Linked DNA regions of Homo sapiens: region 1 is linked to region 2. Evidence: read pairs that join two places in POLR2A ChIA-PET (ENCODE). Cell type or tissue: GM12878. All regions are shown on one strand. Each heading gives the region's core, and the rest is flanking DNA. Links, peaks and the distances in the headings are about the cores only.

Region 1 (2,906 bases), core at 37-2,536, 78 kb before region 2:
TCGGGGAGATTCCGTTGGCAGAGGTCATCACCCTTACTGAGATGAAAAAGCTGAGACAGAGAGGTCAGGGGGCTTGCCCTGAGTCCCTGAGGGAGTCAGGGACCAAGCTGGTGACTGCCCAAGTCTCTGGGTCCTCATTCAGGCGGCTGAGGGGGAGGGGTGGTAGGAGCGAGCTCTGCCACACCAAGAACAAGGGCGCCTTTGGCTGGTCTTGTGGTGGGCAGAGCCGTGGACGCTCAGGCCAAGAGGCCAAGCATTGTGAGGAGACAGCTGTGCTGGGAGCCAAGCCTGTTGGGGATGCAGCCTCAGGTTCAAAAGGGACATTGTTCATCCCCTATCCTGCGCCTGGGCACTACCGGGCTGGGTCTGGTCCTCCCAGAGGCCCACAAGTCACGGGTCCCAGGGCCTGGTCCCTGGAGCAGCCCCAGGCTCACCCAGAGGTCAGGCTGAGGATCACCGATCTGCTGGCCACACAACCACTCACCCAGACAACACTGCTGCCACTCAAGGCTTGTGGCCGCGGCACCTCGTCCATGTTGGTGGTGTTGGCGCTGACCGTGGACAGCGGGGCCTTAGCTGTCTCCTCTAAGTCCAGCAGGTTCCCAGTGGCGACCACTGTGAGGGATCCGGTCAGGTTGTCAGTGGGAGATCAGCCTCTTCCTTCCTGGCCCCCTCCCTGGGCTGTCCTGGCCCTGACCCTCCCCTCTGATGTGGCCTTGCCCAGGCCTCCCAGCAGAGCCCGGCCCTGGCACCTCCCCACAGCAGATGCGCAGCTGCCCACAGAGTGAGAACCTGACTAATGGCTTAGACTGAAACTTTTGTATTCACAATAGTTAAGTTTTCTTAAGCAACCACACAATACTATGTTAAGTATATAGAAAGATAGACGCATATTTATATATTTGCATAGGGACATATCTAGAAGAAAATGTACTAAAATGAGTTATTTCTTCCCCTTATCTACATTTTCTAATTGATCTGTAATGAACGTGTATTATTTATTTAACAAAACACAAGTGAAAAACCAAGAGGCTCTCCCAGCCCAGGCAGGAGTGGGACCCCCCTGGGTGAAGCGCAACCCCAACACCGCATGGCCAATCCCCCTTCCCCGTCAGGACTCACAGCTCTTCAAGGAGGGGGTGCAGTCTTGGCGGGCCCCCAGGACGTCCCCTCCCTCTTGGCTGGCTTTGTCCCTCTTCTCTTTCTCTGCAGGACCAAGGCACAACATGTTGGAGCCTCAGACCCCAGCACTCTGTCCCCAGCAATCACCGGGCAGGGGTGATTAGCGGTGGCCAACCTCAAGGGGCAGTTTCAGGTTTCCAGCCGGGAGGAAAGAAACCTTTCGGATGTCAGTTAATCCTCACAAGCACCTTTGGGGAGGGAGACGGCTGTTCCCATTTTTCAGATGGGAAAACCGAGACTCTGAGCGGTGAAGGGACCTGCTCACAGTCACAAGCCAGGTGGGTGATGAGGCAGGAAGTCGGTCCAGGTCTGACCCCAGGGCCTTTATGTGTCTCCCCACCTCCCACCACACCCACAATGTAGATGCAAAGTCTCACCTTCCTTGGACACCTGCCAAAACTCAAAGGCGACTTTGAAGGCCTGGGCTACGGTGAGGGTAACAGCCTGTGCCTGAAAACAGGAAGTGGGGATGGGGAGGGGTGCAGTGTCAGCCAGGGCAGAGCAAGTCTGCACTGGAGGGCTGGGGCCTCCAGGCCAGGCCCCCTGGCTCCCTCCCTGCAGCTTCTGCAGCTCCATCCCAGGCTCTGGAATGCCTGCTGGGCAGAGCAGGGTCCTGGCCCTTCCCAGGTCTCCAAAGCAGCCTGGGGTGTCATAAGGCCATAGCCTCGCAGAGGCAGTAGAGTCCCCATCTTTACTATCTCTGGCCCCACCAAAGTTCTCACTCTCACTCTAGGGCCCCTGCCTGCAAAGGCTGTTCTTCTCCAGGTCTTTTCCTTCCCCTTTGGGCTTCCCTGAATTCAATGAACTGTGAGGCTTACTTCCTCCAAGAAACCCTCCCTAATTACCTGTGGACTTAGCCCTTGGAATTGGAGAACAGAAAAGCCAGAATTGGAAGGGCCCAGCCATTGCCCCAAATGAGCCACAGCCAGAGAGGTGAAAGTTAGGTTCCGGTTGGGACCATAACTGGATCCCACAAAGAGAGTAGAAGGCTTGTCAATTTCCTGATAGGAGCAAGATGTCAATGAAGGCCCGGGGACCAAAACCGGTCAGTGCTATAACCCACCTGTAAGGAAGGGCCACACCTCGGCCCTTCACCCCAGGGGAACTCTCCCTCACCCCTCCAAACCCAACTCAGATGTCACCACCTCTCCTGTCACCAGTCCCAGACTCCTCGAGCCCCACCCACCTCCCTCTGGCACTATGCATGTGAAAGTGTCACTGGCTCCCCTGCCTGTGTTTCCCCCAGCTTTGTGCACCCTAAAAGCAAGAATCAATCTGAACACCCCTGCCCTCGGGAGCAGGCCAAAGCCTCCCAGAGGTGGCAACAATGCTGGGTGAATTACATTCACCTGAGGTGCAGGCCTCATTCCACCCAGGACCTATCCCCAGCCCATATTCATCTCAACACCTTCCTCTCTCAGCCATTCCAGTCCAGGGTTAATCAGCTCAGCTTCTGGGAGTGGAAGTCCCAGAGTTCGTAGCTATAGCCGGAAACATCTAGCTTCCTTCTGAAGCCCTGGCTGAGAGAAGAAAGCACCAGCCTCTTTCAAGTCTACAAGTTCAGGCCTCACCAGCCTCAGCCCCGCTCCCTGCCCTCCCCCAGACAACTCAATTTAATTGAGAAATGGACCTGTGGCCACTGCCTTTAAAACTCCTTTTAAAAAAATATTTAAAATTCCTAAACAAACTGACTGATCCGTGCCAATTACACTTCACGAAAGTAT
Region 2 (2,906 bases), core at 306-2,805:
TCTGCAAATGCCAGAACCCACAAAGAAGGCTATCAACATGCCAAAAGTTAAATTACTTAACTTTAATTACGACAAAGCAAAATTCAAGGAAAAATTACAGTTGAATTATACCACGTAGATACAAATTAGGATGGAATTTAAAAGTGAAATAAATAATAATTTACCCTCGCTCTATATCTGCAAACACCTAACTGATTCCCACATGCAGAGGGACTTCACTAGTCAAGAAAACAAAGGAAAAAGTGATAAGTGAAGTAGAAGCAAAAAGAAAAAAAAAGCTCTTAACTATCTAATAGTTTTTGGAATACTTGCACACAGGGGTACTTTCCAGTGGTATAGGAGGTAGTCCCCAATTTTCATTATGCCATAAATGTAATTCCATCTAGTAGAGACTTATGTTTCACTTTTTTTTTCCATTTCATTTGACAGTTTGCTGATATCCATTTGAGCAGCCAGTACACAGTGCTTGGGCAACCAAGATTTTATCTTTCTTCCATTTTAAGATAAAAACTTCAGAAACACATATACCTAAGAGTGGAGAGTAATGATAGCTCTCTAAAGGGAACGAACTTCCAGATAGAATCTCTCAATGCATTTAGTAATCATCAGTCTGACAAAAAGTGACTGGAAACCTTTTTATGAGCAGTACTTTGCCTCCCAGGTATGGGAAACATGGTGATTCCCTCATCCCACTTTATAGATGAGGTCACTGAGGGATAAAGCTGTTATAAGATAGTGCAAGCTTGCACACATGGAGTTTAAACCAGTTAATAAAACAGTACTTAAAAGCAATCCATCCGTGCATGATTGCTGTACGTCCAATCCTGCCCAAGGCACCAAATTCCCATGTCTTTGTTGGTAAAGGAAAGCCAACCTTGGATTAAACACTCAGGTGACATGGACATACCTAGATGCAGCAGCAAACGCAACAGCCCGGGCAGCAGTGGCTTCTTCTAACTTCTTCCTCTTTTTCTCTTCCATTAACTGTTTCTCTACAAAACTTCGGGCTTCCTGCTCAGCTTTTAGCTTTTTCTCCAACTGGCTGATATTCTGCTTGTCTTTTTGCTTCATTTGCACAGCATTATGTAACCTATATGGAAATGATTGTCATATAAAGTCTTAAAATTACAAATGCCCACTATAAACCCTTGAGAAACATCTCTTTATCACCTTAAGGCCAATTAAACAGGAGGTTTGAACAGCAAATCAAAAATGTCAATGCCCAGAATGCCTGAGGAAAACACACTGTTATTCTTTAATAATTCCTAAACACCAATAAACAAGCTGCCTTACAAAACAGAGATTAAGACCTAGCCTCTGCTCTGTTCAAGTAAGTGATCTACAAAAGGTCATCCAGAAAACAGGGTAAAACAAATTTTGAACAGAGGGGAAGATAATTGTAGAACTAATTCTAATGTTCCAGAGCACCCTGAAAGAACTTCAGTCCCACCAAAGAACCACTGATGGGACCAGCCCCAGTGAAACTAAGGTAAGGGGTGGAAAGGGGAAGGTTTTTATTTTTCCTGAATACAATTTTGCTGTAGCCTACTACAGCTTTTCCTTTCCAGCTCAGGATGTTTGCTCACAGTGTCCCCAAATCCTCTTTTAGAGTCACAGGATGCTTAATTTCAGATAGAAATTTCAGCCATATTTCCTGCTTACTACCACCCCCAGCTTTACCTATCAGCATGAGGTGAGTTTATCACTGGGATGTTCTCTACATATCAATGCTAGAACCACCACAAATGCTGGTCAGAGGCAATGGAGAGGTTATTTGCCTGTAATGCCCTAGCTTTTGAGTTACATTCCTTAAAAATGTTGAACTCCTCTTTCAACAGGGAAAGCCCAGAAAGCCAACAGCCTGTAATGATCATCACTACCACGGGCACACATTGCTGGGAGATTTAAAAAAAGAAAAAAGGACAGACCTACACTGAGTTAAGAAGTAATTCCAGAATGAACTAATCAAAAGCCTAAATGAATTCACACAGAAGACCTGGCTTTCTGCCTGCCTTTTCAAATAAAATCAAAGTTCAATGTCATCTTTTAGTTCTGGAAATAAAAGTAAATATAGTCAAATCCTCTAGAAATTTTCACTCAAAGGAGCAAAATTTTCAAAATGTGACAGAACTACTTCTTGTCAATTTTACTATCCAAAAACTCAATAACTATTTTAAACTAAGAAGTTATTAAATGAGAGAAGACAAAAACAGTAATATTAATAAACTGTTTTGTGGCAATGAAATAAGTTTTTATAGATTTTATAAACATGTTGAATATCTGGTACTAAATAAAGTATTTTAAACATTTTATTTAAAAACCTCTCAGCAGGTCTCTGTCACCATAAATCTTGTGCTCCAACCCCTGGCAACAGGAGAAGCAGTGAAGCTGCCGGGCTTACGGCCAAAGGCCTGAAAGGTGCACGTACTTGTTCTGCAGCAGCTCGTTCTCCTGCCGAAGCTGGCCCATTTCTGAGCGGATCCCTCGCTCGGTGCTCGAAAGGGAGCTGATCTGACTGCGGAGCTCTTGTTCCACTTGTCTGCTGGCTTGCAGGTCAGCCTTTAACTTTTTAATGTCTTGTTCCAGCCTAGGAGAATGAGAAATGCAGCATTTTCATCTAGGTGAGGGCACCCACAGAGCTGGGAGGGACCTGGTGGGGGTCCTGGACTGCTGGGTGAATGGCAGAAAAAGGACCCCGCTGGCAGTTCCTGCCATGATGAGGACTCCTGTCTGCAACTGGGTTAATTTTGTTGAATGATTCCACCTGGGTCCCTACCTCTTCCTACTGGGGTGTAACTTTCAACTTCCCCCTGTTTATGAATAGTGACAGGTGAGTATGGTGCTTGTGAATATCCATCCGAGCTGCTGATAAAGGAGAAAGGGACAGCAGAGAGGGTGGCTGAAGA

Evidence for each region. Peaks named below come from ENCODE experiments on the same cell type or tissue, not always from the same donor. Only the 100,000 strongest peaks of a DNase experiment are listed, where the experiment ranks them.
Region 1: POLR2A ChIA-PET joins it to region 2 with 6 read pairs; 4 of 35 experiments call an interaction of 5 or more read pairs at or near these places.

The regions. Positions count from the first base shown.
Region 1 is chr1:25,561,370-25,564,275 of GRCh38, reverse strand. It overlaps LDLRAP1 (low density lipoprotein receptor adaptor protein 1), which reads right to left. Exons shown (of 9, transcript NM_015627.3): 5 at 1,560-1,632; 6 at 1,123-1,206; 7 at 485-615. Among named protein-coding and RNA genes, the nearest start is that of LDLRAP1, 19 kb to the right of the region's middle. RefSeq lists an enhancer at 405-1,032. In GM12878, for the core only: no CTCF peak of the experiment used is centred there; a DNase peak (open chromatin) is centred at 1,575; H3K27ac peaks cover 1,013 bases.
Region 2 is chr1:25,483,797-25,486,702 of GRCh38, reverse strand. It overlaps MACO1 (macoilin 1), which reads right to left. Exons shown (of 11, transcript NM_018202.6): 7 at 2,429-2,587; 8 at 908-1,090. Among named protein-coding and RNA genes, the nearest start is that of MACO1, 54 kb to the right of the region's middle. In GM12878, for the core only: no CTCF peak of the experiment used is centred there; no DNase peak of the experiment used is centred there.